Linked DNA regions of Mus musculus: regions 1, 2 and 4 are each linked to region 3. The links are chromatin loops, found by intact Hi-C in ENCODE. Cell type or tissue: heart. All regions are shown on one strand. Region 1 overlaps Cabp1 (calcium binding protein 1). Region 2 overlaps Unc119b (unc-119 lipid binding chaperone B). Region 3 holds the start of Cox6a1 (cytochrome c oxidase subunit 6A1). Region 4 holds the start of Pop5 (processing of precursor 5, ribonuclease P/MRP family (S. cerevisiae)).

What was found. Peaks named below come from ENCODE experiments on the same cell type or tissue, not always from the same donor. Only the 100,000 strongest peaks of a DNase experiment are listed, where the experiment ranks them.
Region 1: a loop joins it to region 3, with 3.0 times the contacts of the local background. A loop is called at or near these places in 5 of 42 quality-filtered maps.
Region 2: it touches region 3 in a loop (3-fold over the local background); 5 of 42 quality-filtered maps call a loop at or near these places.
Region 4: a loop joins it to region 3, with 5 times the contacts of the local background. A loop is called at or near these places in 7 of 42 quality-filtered maps.

What each region holds. Positions count from the first base shown.
Region 1 is chr5:115,184,969-115,189,968 of GRCm38, forward strand. The region is part of intron 1 of Cabp1 (calcium binding protein 1); the gene reads right to left. Among named protein-coding and RNA genes, the nearest start is that of Gm35515, 6.9 kb to the right of the region's middle. In heart, CTCF peaks have their summits at 2,387 (motif pointing right) and 4,067 (motif pointing left); DNase peaks (open chromatin) are centred at 1,863, 2,413 and 2,753; H3K4me3 peaks cover 1,755 bases; H3K27ac peaks cover 382 bases; H3K27me3 peaks cover 2,192 bases.
Region 2 is chr5:115,126,737-115,131,736 of GRCm38, forward strand. It overlaps Unc119b (unc-119 lipid binding chaperone B), which reads right to left. Exons shown (of 5, transcript NM_175352.4): 2 at 3,731-3,844; 3 at 566-677; 4 at 275-447. Among named protein-coding and RNA genes, the nearest start is that of Unc119b, 5.7 kb to the right of the region's middle. In heart, a CTCF peak has its summit at 2,808 (motif pointing left); no DNase peak of the experiment used is centred here.
Region 3 is chr5:115,344,989-115,349,988 of GRCm38, forward strand. It overlaps Cox6a1 (cytochrome c oxidase subunit 6A1), which reads right to left and starts at 3,970. Exons shown (of 3, transcript NM_007748.5): 1 at 3,851-3,970; 2 at 3,577-3,719; 3 at 664-938. The coding sequence starts at 3,959. The coding sequence ends at 855. In heart, CTCF peaks have their summits at 2,801 (motif pointing left) and 4,163; DNase peaks (open chromatin) are centred at 2,813 and 4,073; H3K4me3 peaks cover 2,641 bases; H3K27ac peaks cover 1,629 bases.
Region 4 is chr5:115,235,343-115,240,342 of GRCm38, forward strand. It overlaps Pop5 (processing of precursor 5, ribonuclease P/MRP family (S. cerevisiae)), which reads left to right and starts at 509. Exons shown (of 6, transcript NM_026398.4): 1 at 509-542; 2 at 2,482-2,727; 3 at 2,793-2,935; 4 at 4,820-4,969. The coding sequence starts at 2,708. In heart, a CTCF peak has its summit at 2,612; DNase peaks (open chromatin) are centred at 169, 679, 2,649 and 3,646; H3K4me3 peaks cover 2,994 bases; H3K27ac peaks cover 1,900 bases.

The sequences.
Region 1 (5,000 bases), 160 kb before region 3:
CCTGACCCTCCAATCCCCGCCCCCTCGATTGGCAATCCCATTTCTTATTTGGCAAATGAAAACACTGGAGGCAAAAATCTTTATCAGTCTACGACCTGACTCCAGCCAGCCTGCAATATACGCAGAGCCCAAGCAGAACACACTCTAAACATAACCCAGACCTTCCTGGAGAAGCCCGAGGGAGGGAACACTCGCTTTCTCCAAGGAATTCTTGCAAAAAAAAGTCCTAGCGTACAAGCAGTAAATCCACCCTGAAAAGTGACATGTACAATCCTGACCCACATATCTCTCAGGCACCGTGTTTCTCAAAAGAAGCCATCCTGGGTCCTAAGACCATATGGTCCTGACTCCCACCCCTGACTCAAGAGTTATTGTAAATATAATCAAAGGGGGACATTTCCTTGCTTAATACGGTTCCTTCGAAACTTAGATAATTGGTTCTCAACCTGTAGGTCATGACCCCTTTGGCAAACGTCACAAATCATAACAGTAGCAACATTACTGTTAAGGAGAACCAACAAAAATAATGTAATAGTTGGGGGTCACCACAGCACGAGGAGCCACATTAAAGGGCTGCCGCCTTAGGAAGTTTGAGAACCACTGGCTTAGAGATTACCAGTGAGGAGCACAGACCGGCTCAGCCCTGGGGTCTGCTCCTGAAGGGTCTCCGATGCTTTAGACTCTAAATATGTACACTGCCATCCTAAGAATCCACACGTTTCATCTTATAGCCATGAAGCCCCAAAGTCACATGGTTTCTTGCTTACCTCTTTCATGAATCCCAGATATGACCTTCCGGGACCCCATGACCTCTCACCCCTAACCCCAGGCACCTTTAAGCCCTAACTTTAGCTCAGAGCCTCCCTAGAACATAAGAATCTGCTGATGGAGGGTGTCTTGAAGTCAGAATAGGGACACAGTTTTGGACAGACACCCTGGGAAGCCTAATGAACATCAGATGCCCACCCACTTCATCCCCTCTGGGGTAGGCAACAAGATGTCCGCAACCCCAGTACCAAGACTCGGGGGCTCCCAAAACATACCTTTCTTGAGAGGTTTCTTAGTGGCGACTTGACGCAGTTGCCCATCCTACGCTGACACAGCCCCTTTGGCGGTCTCTGGGTCCATGAAGGAGGCTTCTGGGGGCGGGGGGGGGGGGCGCAGAAGACCTCAGTCTGGGTCACTGCCAACCCCAGCGACTCTCTCTGCTCCAGTCGCTCTTCCTCCAGGACAGAGCTGAGCCGGAGCGCGCGTGCTCGTCTGTCTGCCTGCCTGCCTGCCTGCCTGTCTGCTCCTGCTGATTTTTTTTTTTTTCCTGGTGGTTTGTATGTGCGTTTGTGTGTCTAGGTTTAACTTTCTAGTCAGTTTCTTAAGGAGCCGAAGGCAGAAGGAAAAAGTGCATAGCACCGGGGGAAAAAATCCCCTGGAGAGTAGATCACAGAGGGCACTGGCGCTGGGAAGCCTTTAGGATCATCAACAACAGATTACAGCATTAGGCTCAGTCCATTCTCTGTCTATCCCCTTGCCTCAGCCCCTCCTTCTTATGCTACCAAATATGCAGGGAGATTGCCTTGGGGAGGGGGACCCAAGGTGGCAGCTGCAACTGGGAATTAGGCCAGCAGATCCAGAAGGGGAAAGCTGGCTAGGGCCCCCAAAGCCAGGGTGCCTCACAGCCTGCGCACACGCACGCGTGGTTGAACACACAGGCACACACACACACACACACACACACACACACACACACACACTAACCACACACATGCATGCACACGCAGGACCCCAGGGAGATGTAAGCCGGGTCTGGAGAGCACTGAGCCGGGTGAGCATGCCTCATCAGCCACTGGCAATTCCAGCTGACTGAGCAGCAAGGTGGTTCTCAGTTGAGGGCCTGGGAGATCTTGTGACGTCTCTATTACGCTCCATTTTTCACACTTGCCTCATCGCTGACATGGAATGAGGCTCCAGGGCTGGCGGCACAGCTGAAGCCACAGCTGTCATCTGCTTCTTCCTTATGCTCCCTCTGCCGTGGAAAGGCTCTCTGACCCTCGGGAAGCCAAGCGATGGCCTTGAGGAGAGGAGAATGAAGGCAGCGCTGGCACAGAGGACGTGGCCAAGGTCTCTCTGGTCCTTCCCATCCTCTTCCCAATTCTGACCTAAAGGTCTTTTTCACTGGCTTCGCTGGAGTGCAGAACAGGGAGGTTTGCCTTTTAAAAATGGTCCTCCGAGTTCCCACAGTCGGAACTTTACAGATGACTCGGTGTTCCTTGTCCCTCCAAATTCTTGCTTTGGCAAGGGAATTCTCATGCCTCAGATGTCCGGGTCTGAGCGCGGCAGTGGTAGGCGGGTACCCAGAGAAGCATTCCTCTTATCCGTGTATCCAGCTTTTCCCCAGCAGGGGGCGCCAGAGATAGACCAGGAGGTTGACCTACTCCCTGGCCCCTGATGCAATCGCAGACACCAAGCCCAGACTGCTTCCTCTCCCAGGGACTTTTGTCCATTGGGATGTCTGGTCAGGAATTTCATTAGAGAAGATGGCTGGGTTCCTTGCCCAGTGGGTGGCACAGGCTTCCTCCTAGGAGGCTAAAAAGGAGGTCGCTGGCTAGTTCACTATGTCTCTGGTGCTGTGTGTCGCTGCAGACCAGGGAACGGTGTTGCCTAGGCAGTTTCTTGATGCCTTGCTTGGCCCATACTCCTGGAGGAGGGGAAAAGGAAGAAGCCACTCCCCGAACACAAAAGGAGGAGACTGGGTGGGAACAGCTAAAGGGCAGGAAAGAGGGTAAAGATGCCAGAGAGCTGGGGAGGGGCAGACCGCTAACGGAAATGCAAAGCAACTCAGAGGAAGCACTCCGCTGGTCCAGGGGTCTGGGTCAATGGCCTCTGATGAATGGGGAAGGATCTGGGGTCTAAGGTTGAGCCCCAGCTCTGCCTGTGATCACCTTCTATTCCTGAGCTTCAGTTTCCTCCGTTAGAAAATGGGACTTTCCCTGTCTGGCTAATACGGCGCATACAGGAAAGCCTGTGGTACATAATAGGCGCTGATAAGTAATTATTCAAGTGGAAGAAGGAAGTATCGTTTGCCCGGCATTTATGAGCCGGGTGCTGTGCTTGGCTCTGGAAACAATGAAGAGGAACAACAACAACGGGAGTTTACATCCTCGCAGGTGGGCAAGAGAGAGTGAGGAGTACAATTATTTAACTATAGTCCAGAATAACGCTAAGAAAGAGAAATACAGGCGGGCAGTGGTGCCGCATGCCTTTAATCCCAGCACTTGGGAGGCAGAGGCAGGCGGACTTCTGAGTTCGAGGCCAGCCTGGTCTACAAAGTGTGTTCTAGGACAGCCAGGGCTACACAGAGAAACCCTGTCTTGAAAACACACACACACACACACACACACACACACACACACCAAAAAAAAAAAAATGAGGGAGAGAGAGAGAGAGAGAAAAGAAAGAGAAACACAGAAACAGCTGGACCCTGCCCTGAAATCCCTGGTGCAGTGGGCATAGGGCGGCCAAGTGCAGAGTCTGTGGACTCTCTGGGGAGCTCTAACCTGTAGCTGGCATTAAGACCCACTGAGAGTGGCTGGGAAAATGATTCAGTGGTTGTGTGTGCTTGTTGTTTTTGCAGAGGCCCCGGGGTCGGTTCCCAGCACCCACGGGGATGCTCACAACCTTTTGTAACTCCAGTTCCAGAGGATCTAATGTACCACTTCTGAGCTCTGAAGGCATCAGGCACACATGTGGTACACATACAAACAGGGGGAAAACACACTCATACACATAAAATAAAAATAAGTCTTTTTAAAAATATGAAAGACGACGTACCAGGGATAGAATGCCGAGTCAGACGAATTGCGATGATCTGATTCACTTTGGACTTCTGGAGGTTGTCCCTTAGATACTAACAACACCTCCTTTGGGCTCTTATGGGTGGCTAACAAAACAATATCACAAAAGGTGCCGCCCAGTGTCTGGCACCAAAAACCTGTCCCATTCCTCTGCCTCGAACTGAAAGGGCTAAACGCAGCATCCACTCATCCAGTTATTCAGCCCTGGTGACTCCTGCCCCCTGCAGGCCAGTCTCAGGTATAGCAGGTCCTTGTCGACCTTGGCTTTGTATGCCTCTGTCCTTGGAAACTGGAGACAGAAGACAGCAAAACCAATCAAATGCTTAAAGAAAGCCCATCCTGCAACTCAGCAAGATTGTGCAGTTGGTCAAAGTACTTCCTGCTGAGCCTCACTACCTGATCAGGATTCCTGGGATCCAGATGGTACAAGGAGAGAGTCAACTTCTGAAAGCTATCTTCTGGCCTACACACACACACACACACACACACACACACACCCTTGAGCATACATACACACATACACACTTGTGCACATGTACACACACATATACCCATACCCATGTACATGTGCATGCACACACATTTGCATATACATGCACACCCATATACACACATATACATGCACACACACGTATGCCTGCCTCTGCCCACCAAGAGCTTGGATTAAAGGTGTGCACCACCACACTTGGCAAACACACATTTTAAATAAATAAATGTACAAAAATTCAAGGTCTTTTTCTGCTTTGGGGTAAGAATGTGGTGGACATTGTTGAGGCTTAAGGTCAGCTAGGGACCCAGAAGGACCAGATATGGGGGTTTTAAAGTCTCCTTAAACTAAACTGGGCAGGGGCGGGAGGTTTGACCTTCCCTTAAAAACGCAGCAAGGCTGACGCTTGGGAGTTTCCTCTAAGAAGTGAAGAACACTTTGTGACATACACTCTTCTTATTCTCTGCAAGTCCCTGGGCCTCTGGAGCCCTGCTTTGGATTCTGAACAGAATAATAGGATCAGAGGGTGAGAAGGCTGAGCCCATTGCTGGTTATCCCCGCTTAGGAGGGTGGCCGGTCTTAGGTCTCCACCAGATCAACCAACAGCATATGAACTTGGGTGACAACCCAGTGCCGGGACACTCAGGGAGAGGGCTGGGGTACAC
Region 2 (5,000 bases), 220 kb before region 3:
AGTGGGGCTGTGAGCAACAGTGAGAGGCCTTAGTGACTCAGCCTGGGTCCTCAGAGGCAGAAGACAGGAACCTGAGGTCACATGACCTGACACACAGCAAGCCACACTTCGCTCTTGTGCAGTGAGGCCACTGGAGCAGGTGGTGGTCAGAATCTAGCTCAGAGGGAGGGAGGGAGGCACGGAGGGGTGTGTGTGTGTGTGTGTGTGTGTGTGTGTGTGTGTGTGTATGTGTGTGTGTGTGTGTGTGTGTGTGTGCGCGCGCGCGCATACGTACTGACGTCCTCGGAGAGCTGCGGGAACTCGTAGATGTGCTCACACGTGTTTCTGCTGCTAGGGATGCAGAAGCCAAAATCAAAGTCAAAGGTCTTCAGCAGCCGCTCCCGGAAGTAGTGCCGCTCGATCATCCGGAAACCTGTCACTGGCCTGTCACCCACAGTGAACTCTACCCTGTAAGAGAATCTCTATGAGATTCTTCATTTCCTCACAGCCAGCCTCAGCCCCACAGAGCGCATTCTTCCTTACGATAAGCCAAATGTTCTGCCCTCAGAAAAATAACAGCACTCACGTGGCACCAACGGTCCGGAGGCGAAGAAACGCCGGTGTGAACTGATATCGAACGAAACGGCCCACACTGATATCCACGTCGACGCTCTCCTCCTCCGCATCCTGGTCTTGGTCTGCAAGAGCACAGAGCTGAGCCGTGAGCACCCACGTACCCACCCAGCACGCCACCGACTGACAGATCACACTAGTTCCAACCCTACAGCCCTGCTTCCTGGGCACAGACTGGCAACAGGCTGTACCAGGCTTCAGGCAGCCCCGTAGGGAGGAGCCGCTCGTTCTGATTTCACAGATGGCTTCACAGAGAAGGACACTGAAGTTCAAAATGCTAAGTCACGCCCAAGCCCAAAGTTCCCAAACAGGTAAGGGATTGAGCAAAGTTCTGAATGCAGGTCCAGCTGACCAAAGTCTGTTCTTAAAACATGATGCGATTTGCCTTATATGATTTGGGGGGATGGGCACGTCCTGGGGTGAAATAATAAGAGGCAGGCTGAACACGGGCTATGACTTGTGTGACTCCAATCCTACAGCCGAGTCCACGCTGACTGGATCAGAGCACCAGACTCTAAGCAGGATGGGAGGCAGAGAGGGCTGGGCATGAGAGGCATCCTGGGAGCACCGTCTGATTTCCAACGACCCTGACTGACCAAACGCAGGACGCTCATGTCTATTGCAGGACACCCTGACCCACTTCTCTGACCACCTGGAACCAGCACGTGGACTGGCATGTGCTCCGTGCCATCCCCTGGTCCAGCCTACTGCTGATTCCACATAAAAGATCTACAATGGTCACAGTATGAACGTGGAGGGGAATTCTCTACACATCTGAGCACCCAGCATCTGTGCCTGTGATGTCCCAGGGGTACTGGCGCGCTGTCCTGGTTTGGGGCTTCTACCTACATGGTAAGGGCCCGGATCCACTGATGTGATTCAAGCCCATCAGAGCAACCCATGCAGGAGGGCACTCTGGTGTGAGCGAGTGCTCACGGACTAGGAGGGATGAAGACCACACACCTACAGCATCTGCAGCAGCCTTTCCGGAGGCTTCGGTGCCTTGAGCAGGACCAGAAGATGACGGGGGGAAATGCAAGGCCCGCTGAGCCAGGCCGGTGATCAAGTTGGGCTAACACTTTCCTAGCAAGTCTGCCTGTGTGTTTTAAGCCAGATAAGTGCTCCGTTCACGAGAGAACCGCAGCTCGGGACTGCCTTTTATTTCTCTGAGATGCTAATACCTATATTCTCAGAGAATCGCTGGCTCATTCTGAGCCACAAATCCAATGAGAAGAACTTTGCAAAGTAAGTTTTATTAGGGGCTGGAAAGATGGCTCAGGGTTAGGAACACCGGTTGTTCTTCCAGTGAACCTGGGTTCAATTCCCACCACCCACTTGGCAGCTCACAACTGTCTGTAACTCCAGGTCCAGGAGACTCAATACAGTCACTCAGACATACATGCAGGGAAAACACCAATTCACATAAAATAAAAATAAATAAATTATTTTTTAAAAAGAGTAAGTTTCATTAGAGATCCCAGTTGAAAGGCCCGTGGATGGCTACCCTGTAAAGGTCGTTGGAGACCAGAGCTCCCTCCTCATTACCCACGCAGAAGGAGAGAACCAACGCCCACAAGCTATCCCCACCTCATTTCTGCTCCAGCATGCACGCACACATGCACCCCATACTCACACAATCACAGTAAAACTTACACCCGCACCTCCACTTAAACAGCAAATGTGAGGCTAGCTCTAGCCACACGCGATTGTCTCAAAATGAGAAAATCAAGCAAACAGAGGGAAGTAAAAGAATCAGTTCTCCTCGTACCTCAGAGGGTGATGGTCACTGAGTCCCCAGGCTCATCTTTTGTCACACAGAGTCACAGAAATGCTCTCGTGGAGTCTGTCGTACACTTAAGAATAATCTTTCTTTCTTTTTTTGTTTTTAAAAATTTATTATTTTTATTTTATGTATGTGAGTGCACTGTAGCTGTCTTCAGACACCCCAGAAGAGGGCATTGGATCCCATTACAGATGGTTGTGAGCCACCATGAGGTTGCTGGGATTTGAACTCAGGACCTCTGGAAGAGCAGTCAGTGCTCTTAACCGCTGAGCCATCTCTCCAGCCCAAGAATAATCTTTTACTTAGAAAGAAAAGAGACAGACAGAGAGACAGGCAGACCACAGGGCTGGAACACTTAGTGTTCTTACAGAGGACTGTCAGGCAGCCGAGGGATCCAACACCCTCTTCTGGCCTCTAGAGGCTACTGTACTCATTGCACAAACCCCGGAGGGACACACTGGGGCACACACAGTTTTGGGGTTTTGTTTTTTGGTTTTTTTTAATCTTTGGAAACAAACAAAACAGAAAAGACAAGCCATTAAAGCAGGGCTTGGAAAGAAACGGAAAGCACTCGTTACAGACAGCTGGGGACGCTGCCTTGCCGCCTGCGGCAAGGGCTCAGGGCGGGCAGGGCTCACTTTCTTCCTACAGTTCAGTCCAGCCGCAGTGGGGTCAGTACACACTGCAGACAGCGTGCAGCACTGAACAAGCACAGAGGCTTAGGGGAGGGTCCCGTGGGAATTCTGGGGCTCAGCTCCCTCTCAGTAAAAAGTGGCTGAGCCACTCACAAGGACAAGATGACATAAGGCAATTCACTAAGGAGCCTGGATGGTGTCACAACACAAGAAATGTCAACTTCCTATGCTGGCTGCTGTGACTGTACCTGTAGCACATGGTGAAAGGCGCATGTCATAGCTCAGGAACATCCTCTGCTACATGGCAAGTTCTGGGCCAACATGGGCTACATAAGAACCCGGCCAGTATCGCTTCTCGGCCTTCTGGCTAAGATCAAGTGTAAGAACCTGGCCAGTGAGATAGCTCAATGCACAGAGGTGCCTGCCACATACTCTCTAGACCCCCCACAGATGTGGAAACAGAACCCCGACTCCACAAAATTGTCCCCTGGCCTCCACCTGGTACATTCTGGCACACACAGGCACTCAAACACACACACACACACACACCAGCCTTTTAACAAAGCCCTAAACTGGTGTGCAACTGGCAGGCATGCTGACAGGAAGTAATCATGAAAGTGGCACACACCAGCGTCCCAGAAACTCTGGGCTTCCCAAGGTCCTTTCCTCCCCGGCTTGTGACCACAATACCCAGGCCCACCTGAGATGCACGGCTTGGCAATCTCAAAGAGAACTGTCCCCGTCTCCAGATCTCGAATCTTGAAGCGGGTAAAGTCGATACTGTAGACATTGTCTTCAGGTTTACACAGGTAGTCTGAAAGGGAGAGACCAGTGTCATTAGGTAATCTTCCAGAGTCACCCTCTATTTCATTCCCTGGCTTTAAAACAAATATGGTCTTCTATGCAATTCACTGAAAATGTTCCCCAAACACCCCCTTGTTGTTTAAGGTTTATTTACTTCATATGTATGGGTGCTTTGCCTGCATGTAAGCACCACACTCATGCAGTGTCTGAAGAGGTCAGAAGGGAGTCAGGTCCTCCGTGTCAGTTACTGTTGGCTGTAGATGCCATTTGAGAGCTGGAACTAAACCAAGTCCCCTGAAAGAGCAGCCAGTGCTCTCAACCAATAAGCCATCTCTCAAGGCCCAAATGTTTTCTTTAAAATTTATTTAACACTAGTTTTTATGGTATGCATGTCTTAGTCACAGTTCTATTGCGGTGAAGAGACACCACGACCAAGGCAACGCTTAGGAAAGTATTAACTGGGAGATGGGTTAGTTTCAGAGGGCTAGCCTGCCCATCATGGCCGAGAGAGAACATGGCAGCACACAGAGGTAGAGTGGTGGTCCTTCCCTTCCTAAGTCTTCAACCTTTAACACAGTCCTCATGGCCTGCTGACCCTAACCAAAATATTGTTTTTGCTACTCCATTACTGTATCTTTGCTACTGTTATGAATCATAATGTAAATATCTGCTTTCTGATGGTCTTAGGTGATCCCTGTGAAAGGGTCGTTAGATACACACCCCACAAAGGAGTCTTGACCCACAGGTTGAGAATCACTGCGCCAGTGCAACAGCTGAGAGTCACATGCTGCCTTGTATGAACTGTTGGAAATCTCCAAGCCAACCCCAGCCACACACTCTCTCCAACAAGGCCACACCACCCAATCCTGTCAAATAGTTCCACCTCTGGTGACCAAACTTTTAAATATAAGAGCCCATGGGGGAGTCTTATTCAAAGCACCCCAATGTGTATGGTGCATGTTTGCCTCTATCGCATGGGTACACTGTCTGCAAGGAGGCCAGAAGAGGATGCCACATCCCCTATGGCAGAGTTATGAGCCACCATGTGATGCTGGGAATTGAACCCAGGTCCTCTGGAAGAGCAGCCAGTGCTCTTAACCATTAAGCCACTTCCACAGCCCCCAAACATCCTCTTGTATTATCAAAATGAGGAAATTCAAGAAAGG
Region 3 (5,000 bases):
CAGAGTAGCATGATCACTCATCCTGACTTCAGCCTCTTAAAGGTCTTCCATTTGATGGGCAACTGATGGCGATGCTGTTGTCTGGTAACTACCACTGCTGTGTTGTTGGTTTTCCTAGACAGGGTTTCCCTTGTAGCCCTGGCTGGCCTGGAATTCGCTGTGTAGACCATGCTGTCCTTGATCTTGGAGCTCTGCCTGCCTCTGCCTAAGTGCTGGGATTAAAGCACGCACCATCGCTGTCTGCCTGAGAAATTCTTTTCCTAAAGGTAAGAACTCAGCTCCTTTTGTAGATTGCAACAGGAGCTGCTGTGACGAGAAGAGCTGACTAAAGCTCATGTACTTTGTTCAGGGTCTGTGCAGCCTGGACTGACCTGAAACCTGCAATGCAGCCCAGTCTTTGAAGTTGTCACGCATGTGTTACAGATGGTAATCAGCGGCAATTCTATTGATCATCCACTGTCTGTCAGGGAGCCCATCCCAATGGTAACTCTACCTCTCTCTGCTCTTAGTCATTTAGCTCTCTACCCATGCTAAGCACAAGAAACCAGCAGGGAGCCAGCTAGAAACGGTATTCGGTCAGCTAAACCAGATCTGAACCACTGCAAAACAGCAAAGCAATGTCAGTGTCTGAGAATAAAATCGTACCGTCCAGCTCACGGACCATCTGAGTTTAAGTTATTTATTTAAGGCATCTCCTCTTACAAGCAGAAGGGATGGAAGATCAGAGTAATGGTCGCCATCTGAGGAAAGGAGACACGAGCTTAGCATCCAAAGGGTTTTCGTGGTCCACACAGAGTAAGGGTCCAAAACCAGTGCTGTGGTCCCTTTGTTGCCTGGGGGAGGCCAGGTTCTCTTTACTCATCTTCATAGCCGGTCGGAAGTGGGTTCACATGAGGGTTGTGGAAGAGGGTATGGTTACCGTCTCCCCAGGGGAAGGGCTGCGGAGCGAAGATGTCAATTAGTTATTTCCAGAAAATGCTCAGAATCGAAAGAGGTAATACATAAAATCAAAATGGAAATGTGCCTTTACTGGCATAGATTTACTGACATAAAAATGTCAACTTTCCCAGAGCTTTTTCTTATTTTTTTTAATGTAACTTTAATTTATTTCTGTAATTATGTATAAGTACTCTGTCTTCACAAAAGAAGGATTCAGATCCCATTACAGATGGTTATGAGCTGCCATGTGGTTGCTGGGAATTGAACTCAGGACCCCTGGAGAAGCAGCCAGTGCTCTAACACCACTGAGCCATCTCTCCTTCGAAGTAGATGGTAAGACAAGCAAGCGCAAGGTAGCTCCCCGAGGAAGGGGATGGCTCAGCAGGTAAGAGCATCTGTTGTTCTGCACGTGACTATCACCCATCCACGGCTGGCAGCTCACATCTGCTACTACTCCAGCTCTAGGGGATCTGAAGCCCTCTTCTCATGTGCACACACACACAAATAATTTAAAAGAAAATAAATCTTAACATAAGATGTTGGAAAGGTGGCTCAGTGGATAAGATCTGTTCCTTCAAAATTCTCCCAAACTTCAGATGAGGTGACTCACAACTGTGACACAAACACCTGCACTCACGTGCACATATGCGTGTGCACACACACTGACTGCTATTCCAGAGCTCCTAGAAGAACAGAGGTTGCAGAAGGACTAGAAAACTGCGACCTAAATTCAATCCTTTTGCTCACTACCTTTTTAAAAAAAGACTAACTCAGGCTAGAGAGATGACTCAGCAGCTAAGAGCACTGACTGCTCTTCCAAAGGTCCTGAGTTCAATTCCCATCAACCACATGGTGGCTCACAACCATCTGTGATGGGATCTGATGCCCTCTTCCTGTGTGTCTGAAGACAGCTACAGTGCACTCATAAAAATAAATCTCAGCCAGGCAGTGGTGGCACACGCCTTTAATCCCAGCACTTGGGAGGCAGAGGCAGGCAAATTTCTGAGTTCGAGGCCAGCCTGGTCTACAGAGTGAGTTCCAGGACAGCCGGGGCTACACAGAGAAACCCCGTTTCAAAAAACAAAACAAAACAAAACCAACCCCCCCCCCCCCGCAAAAAAAAAAAAAAACCAAAAAAACAAAAGAAGAAGTTCTGTCCTCCTATAGAGTGGATCCCAAGAGACTAGCCCTCACTGGCAGACTTGGCAAGGTTGCTGAAACAGGGTTTCCTTATCTAGCTAACCTGGAACACTAAATAGAACAGTCTAATCAAAAACTTACAACGCTCCTCTTGCCTCTGCCTGCAGTGCTGGGGTTACAGCATGTATGACTCTGCCAATCATAGTTTTGTCTGATTTTGAGACGGGTCTCTTTATGTAGCCCTGGATGTCCTAGAATGTGCTATGTTGACCACCTGCCTCTGCCAGCATGAATATTATTCTGTGTACATCTCTGTGGGTATATGCACGAGTGTAGGTGTACACAGAGACCAAAGATATCATCCCTGCCTGCAGCTGGGGCTAAAGAATGTTGTGAGCCACCCACTGGAAACTAGGCTCTTCTGTAAGAGCAGCAGCACTCTACACCACTGAGCCCTCTCTCCTGTCCCTTCCCCTCCATGTTTGAAAAGCATTGCTCTTGGTCAATAGCTCACAACCATTTTTGGCTTTCTGTGGTAACCCCATTTAGCCCAAGCTAATCTCCATTTCATAACGTGGCAGAGAATAACCAGCAACTACTACTGATAGAAACTTCCTGATAGCTACTACTGAGAAAACGCTTGTTTTCTGACCCCAAGTGCCAGGGGCGGGATATGGGAGCATTATCTAGAGGCCTTAGGAGGGGGGTGCTACTGCCACCTAGTGGGCAGAGCCCCAAGGCAAGGCTGCTGTCAAACACCTTTTCTTTTTCTGAGAAAGTCTCCCCCCTGGCTGTCCTGGAGCTCACTTTGTAGACCAGACTGGCCTTGAACAAGACATTGGCTCTCTTTGGCCTCTCAAGTGCTGAGGCTGTACGGGAACGGCATGGAGCCTTCTGGGTTGTAAAATTGAAGTCTAGAATAAGTTTCTGCAAGGCCAGTCTTAGGTGAATTAGGTGATACAGTGGAAGACGGGCTTGTTAAAATACATCATGAGACATTATAACTGTCTTTTTTTTTTTTTTTTTTTTTTTTTTGGTTTTTCGAGACAGGGTTTCTACACGAACAGCCAAGGCAAAGAACTGATAAAACGACAGGCACTGTGAGAACCAACGGGCAGTCTGTGCTTAAGCCTACGCCAATCGCCCGGATCCCGGATCACCTTCAGGATTTGCGGCTATAAAGGGACACCCCAAACCTCCAAACTTTCCCGCAGGAAGCTAATAAAGTGCACCATTGGACAAAAGGTGACAAGTTGGAGGAGCTGAAAGCCCGCAGGCATTTACTGGGTGGCCTTTTAAGAAAACCGAGCCACGACCTACAAACTGGCTTCCCTTCCGTCAAACGAAGAGTAAATAAAATATTCTATCTGCACGGACGGACAGGCAGCCAAGATCCTAAAACTCCCCCAAGGGCTGGGCCAGGGGAGTGGACAACCCCGCAATAACGGATGCCTGGAGGACGGACGGACAGACGGACAGTAAAGGCGCAGCGCCTACCTTGGTCCTGATGCGCAGGTGAGGGTAGGCAACGAACGGGGGTCTCTCGTGCTCTTCGTGCCGCGACTTGAGGAACACGTTGAGCATGCTCACTCCCACCCCGGGCAGCGCCACGAAGTAGGTGAGGGCCTTCCACATCCGAGCTGCGGCGGGGGCCACAACGTCAGCCTCGGCCGCTCCCTCCCGCCAAGGTCACCGCCCCGGGCTCCGGCCCCGCCACGCCGCCGCACGCCACCCGCCGAGACCCCACGCCCATCCGAGAGCCCCCGGGTACCTGAACCCTCCTCGCCGTGGGCGCCACTCGACATGGGCCGCCTCAACCCGGGGAGGGCCCGGCCCAGCGGCCGAGAGACCCGAGACGCTGACAGCACCGCCGACGCCATCATGGAACTACACCGGCGCGCCGGAAGCGGAAATGGGGACGGGCGAAGGGGGCGGGACAAAGACGCCGAACGACGTTCCTATTGGGCAACGCCTTCTCAGACCTGGCTAGGAACTCCAGCGCCTGCGCACTTTATCCGTCCCTGGGGCGGCTGGAGCGAGAGCGCGCATGCGCCCCGTTCCTGTGCCCCATCTCCCTGCTTGTCAGCGCCTAGGTGAGGATGTCCGCGGAACTGAACTTTTGCGAGCTTTTCTGGTTTTAATCGCTCCCTTCTTTGGAGTCCCTGGACAGGATCTGAAGTGCGGAGAACAAGTCACGTTAGCGGAGGCGCCATTCTCTTTCCTCGCTCGCTGCCTTCTAATTCCGCGATTTCCCAGGCCCTCGACAGCCCTGTCCTTGTCGTTATCATTGTCCCTATCGCTCTTAAAGACCGTTGTTATTCTCTTCCGTTGTGCCCTACATAGACTGTAAAGTCCGCAGTGCTTAGATTTTTGCCAGCGCTGCATCCCGAGAGTTACCCGAAATCTTTCATGGCAAGTAGCAGGTGCTTTATGCAATTTAATGAATGAATGTATGAAACCGTGTATTAATGAGTCAAGGAACAGACCCAGGAACCAGTAAGGACCCTGCAATTGCCAGCAAATCTGGACTTTGTTTAGCTCCATATCCTCAGCGTTTGTTCAATGTTCCTGCTCCCGCTTTGAATACTACACACATCTGTTAAATTTTGTCTGTAGAACTTTACAAATATCTCCTTTTTCCCTTTTTATTTATTTATTTGTTTATTTATTTATTTATTTATTTTGGTCTAAAAGCCTCGCATCTTTAATGCTAGTATCTGCGAGGAAGACGCAGATGGAACTGACCCCAGGCCAGCCTCCTCTACAGAGTTCTAGGCTATCCAGAGGCTGCATAGTGAGACCCTGTCTCCATAAAAACAAAAACAACAAAACACGCTGTACTGGTTAGTTTTGTGTCAACTTGACACAGCTGGAGTTATCACAGAGAAAGGACCTTCAGTTGAGGAAATGCCTCCATGAGA
Region 4 (5,000 bases), 110 kb before region 3:
ATGAATGGGCTCGACGACGCACAGGTTTGGGCTCAGCGGGGATTAGGCTCCATCCCCGCGTGAGTCATGCCTGCGTAGGTCCGCCTCTCTAAGCCTCAGCCCCTTCCTCCGCCTGACGCCGGCCCACGACTCCCGCCCCCGCGCGGCGGGGACCCGGGTGATTGCAAACAGCCGCCGGCCTCATTAGGAGACGTGTAATTAGCGGCTGGCGGAGCCGAGGGCGGGGGCTAATTACCACCGGGAGAGGCTGCGACGACACGTCGCCGCCGCCGGCCCACCGGGAGGCGTCTGGCCCGCACTTCCCGGCTGGCCCGGATCAGGGTGCTTCCTCTGGGTGACAGCCGCTCGCCGTTGTTTGTTTATTAGGCACCCGCCCTCCCGTGCCGGTGCAATCCCACCTACACCTCCATCCTAATAATTCTTAATAATCGGAACTAGAAGGGGAAGCTCTGCTTTGGAGACGCGGTGTGGTCCCTGACAGCACCGGGCCGGAGGACGAAGACCGGGGATCCGAACCCACGCCTGTGGCTACGTTACAGCAGGTGGGCAGTGAGCATCGGAGTGGATCCGAGCAGGGAGTTTGGAGACCAATGCTTTCAAGGTTAAATTCTGGGCCTGGGCCCGGACCGCATCTATAAAATGGTCTCAGGGTTAGGATAAAGGCACTGGTGCTATTTTTAGAGAGTGGGGAGTGTGGCGAGCTACACAGTGGGCCTCTGGCACCCCCTACCGGCCGCTGGCTGTGGACGATGATTGCCTCTTGATTGCAATAGTGAATGGCAGTCTGCGAAGGGACATCTGTGGTCCCCTAAAGCTGTGGCTAAGAGAAGACTGAAAACTGATTTCGGATCTTGTAAATAGTCAGCTGTGAAATATAAGTCTTGCTTTACGTTACCACACCTGGCCAGGCGAGGCCATGACAGCTGTACACATAACGGAGGTCCTGAGAACCAACTTCCCAAAGTCGTCCTCTGATCGCCACCTCCGGCCGTGGCAAATACGCACCTCCACATTTCTACAACAAATAAATAAATCTAATTTTCAAAAATGACCCTGCTACAAAGCCAGGCACCAAGAAACCCAGGATAACAAGAAAATCTGTAGACAATGTGTATTAAGGCAATGCTGACCGACTTAGTGGTGCACTTAAAACATGCAATACCGAGCACGTGAGGAATGTCTGTAGCAGCACCGGCGACAGGAAAATAGAGTCAAGCAGCGGACTTACAGGCATGTTGCATGCTTAAAACATATATGTCCAGGCCAAGGCCTGGCAAAACCTATCTCTCCAGAAATGGGGATGATGGCTCCTTCCCACTAAAGGTTTTGGCAAGGGCCTGGGAATTTGGGGAGCACTGAACCTTATCTACATCTTAATAGGGTGGCAGTCACACAAATCCACCTCACTGAGTCACACCATTAAGAATATGCACTTAGGGCTGGTGAGATGGCTCAGTAGGTAGGAGCACCTGACTGCTCTTCTGAAGGTCCGGAGTTCAAATCCCAGCAACCACATGGTGGCTCACAACCATCCGTAATGAGATCTGACTCCATCTTCTGGATTGTCTGAAGACAGCTACACTTACATATAATAATAAATAAATCTTTAAAAAAATATGGACTTAGGGGCTGGAGTGAAGGCTCTTCTGAAGGTCCTGGGTTCAAATCCCACGTGGTGGCTCACAACCATCTGTAATGAGATCTGATGTTCTCTTCTGGTGTGTCTGAAGAAAGCTATAGTGTACTTAGATATAATAATAAATTTTAAAAAAGAATATGCACTTAACATGCAAGATAAATGAAGTGTAGCACACCCCTGTAGTCCTAGTCCTTAGGAGGCTGAGGCAGGATTGCTTTGGGCTCCAAGCTAGCCTTAGGTAGATAGAGTGGGACCCTGTTTTTTTTTTTTTTTTTTTTTTTTGTTTGTTTGTTTTTTAAATGCTGGGCAGTGGTGGCGCAGGCCTTTAATCCCAGCACTCGGGAGGCAGAAGCAGGCGGATTTCTGAGTTCAAGGCCAGCCTGGTCTACAGAGTGAGTTCCAGGACAGCCCGGGCTACAGAAAGAAACGCTGTATCAAAAACCCAACAACAACAATAATAATTTATCATTTATTAATCACACAAAGGTATTCAAGGGAATGGGCTAGAAAAACGCATTAAAAACCTTAACCCTCTGTTCTTCATTTTAAAACATAATCCTCTATTCTTAACAGAAAACAGAGGGCTGGGTGTGGTGGGACGCGTTGGTAATGCCAGCGCTTCGTAGGAAAAGGCAGGGGATCAGAAGTTCGGGGTCGTCTTGGCTACACAGTCAGTCTGGGGTTAGCTTGAGGAAAAAAAGAAACCAGGAAGAGAGGGAGGGAGGATACTATATTGTTTTTGGAAACCACTTGAAAAGAACTCCCCTCCACAAAACTGTCGAAATCCCCTCAAAGAATTCGCGTATTTGGCTGTATGGGAAAACCTGTGCTCTGACTTTTAGGTCCCAGATCGTGCGACACTCTCGGACTTTAAGTGCAGGGCTGACCTTAAACGTTCACTTGGGGGACTCTGAGCGCACAGAACTTGTGTGGAAAATCCCCAGCGCCGGCCGGAGGCGAACGCATGCGCTCTTACGCCCGCCGCGGGAGGCGGAGCGTGGAGATTGACAGGGCACGCTGCCTGTCCGAGCCTAGTGCCGCCTTCCTCCCGCATCCGGCGCGGACGCCATGGTGCGGTTCAAGCACAGGTAAGCAGCGCTGTCCCCGCGCCGTCCCCGCGACCCGGGCCGCGCTCACCCCGCTGTCGCCGCAGGTACCTTCTGTGCGAGCTGGTGTCCGAGGACGCGCGCTGCCGTTTGAGCCTGGACGACCGCGTGCTGGGCGGGCTGGTCCGCGACACGATCGCCCGGGTGCACGGGGCCTTCGGCGCCGCCGCCTGCTCCGTGGGCTTTGCAGGTACGAGGGCGCTGCGGATGCAGTGCGGGGCGCGCTTTGCCAGGGCGAGGCCCGGCCAGTGTGTCGCGTTTTGTACGATAGTGGAGGGTTCTAGAAAATCGGAGTGCGGCGGGTCGAAAACTGAACAGAAGGTGCCGATCGCGCAGTGGGACAAGGCAAAAAGTTCAATACCCAGCCCCCGGTGTGTGTGCCGGGGTGGGTTGAGTTGGGGGATTCCGTTTACTGCCCGTTTTAGTGGAAGATGGGTGTTGAATTCACTAGGCTAAATGAAAGTAGCCATGTAGAATTCCTAAGAGCCATGATTTGACAGGTCACGTTAGCACGTTTTAAAATGTCAAATGTATCCCTCAAAGTTTAAACCCGGCTGCGAGCTCGAACAGACTAGACAGTAATTCTCATATGGAAACGCAGGATGGAAGCTTTGTTTTTCTCAGAATGTCGCTTCTTAGTTTAGCTCCTAATTCCGCAAGCACACTTGAACTATGCAGAATCAAACATACATAAAACCACAAAGTTTTCTTGCTTTCGCTGAGCTCTACAGGAAAACAGGCGTTTCCCCGGCAAGGATTTTTTTTCCCCCTGCAGCGTTAATGTTAATTACGGTGGAGCTGGGCTCTCTCTCCATTCATTGACCTGAGTGGTCAGCGACTTCTTGAGGGCGGAAGGTTTCCCTTAACGTTTCCTTTCAAGCTGGGTGCTGCGGCCCATGCTTTTATCCTAGCAGTCCCCAGGGAGCAAAGGCAGGTTCCAGGCCAGCCAGGAAGTCCTAACTGGACTGTCTAAAAGCAGACAAAAACAAAACAAAAAAGCCACTTTCAAGAATGTTAGGTGGAGATGGAGAGAGGGCTCAGCGGTCTTTGGGAGAGGAAAGATTCCTATCTGAAATAGTCTGAAACTCCAGTTCCAGAGGACAACACCAGGCACAAATGTGTAAATACATGCAAGCAAAACAGCACACGATTACAAATCTTTAGTGTGGTGCATTGCCACACCACCTCTAGTAAGGATCTGTGTGACAAATTCCACAGGCTGAGGCGTTTGATCTCAAAAAGGGGAGACCTCCTGGAACAGGCTGTGGAACTCTTCACAGGAGAAAAATTATTGAGTCGTAGATCTTTTGGCTACTTATCAGTTTTATGTTTTCTATTCCTTTTCCTGTATATGAGGTGTTCCTGATAGCCTAGGTCAAGATCTTAAGCGAGTATTATGACTACAAAACCATCCCTTGAGATGGAGTCACTAAACATGACCTCATCTCCAGGAAAGACAGCACTTCTCTTTATAAATCATGTGTAAGATAGTATTAATAAATATAAACTTTCCCAACAATATTTTATATGGCTGCACCTGCGTCATCAGAAATAGGTTTTGGTATCTTGTTTAAGAAAGTATTATATAGGAAAAATTAAAACAGTTTAAAGAGCTACAGAACAGGGAACTGATCATAAAAATTCATTGGCATGTTTTTGGGAATTTGCCCCAGCCTCAGATGACTTTCGTATGTTTTACTGAGAACACCTTTCTTTGAAGTTGTGACTTGGATGATTTTGTATTTGATGTACCAGGTGGTTGTTATGTCTGTCCTATTTTGCTGTTTCACTGAACACAACTTTTCCGAGCTGAGCTGTAACACCTATTTCTCTAAGTATAAAAACCCTTGACGGAGAGCTGCAAAATACACGCAGATTCAGACTGCCTCTGTTTGTTTATCACCACCGAATCCTTAGCCACCTGACCTCGAGAACCCACATCCCAGGGACCCCTATCCCGGCTGGGGTGGTCCATGCCAGCACATCCTCCCATGTGACGTTTGCCTACGATAGGGTTTTTCTGTATAATTCTGTGAATTTTAATTTCTTTCCCAATTTCCCCTTCCTCCTGTAGTCCGATACCTCAATGCCTACACTGGAGTCGTGCTACTGCGATGCCGGAAGGATTTCTACCAGCTCGTGTGGTCAGCTCTTCCTTTCATCACCTATTTGGAGAACAAAGGCCACCGTTACCCGTGCTTCTTCAACACATTACACGTGGGAGGTACGGGTGGTGTGGATGGTGGCTGTTGTTC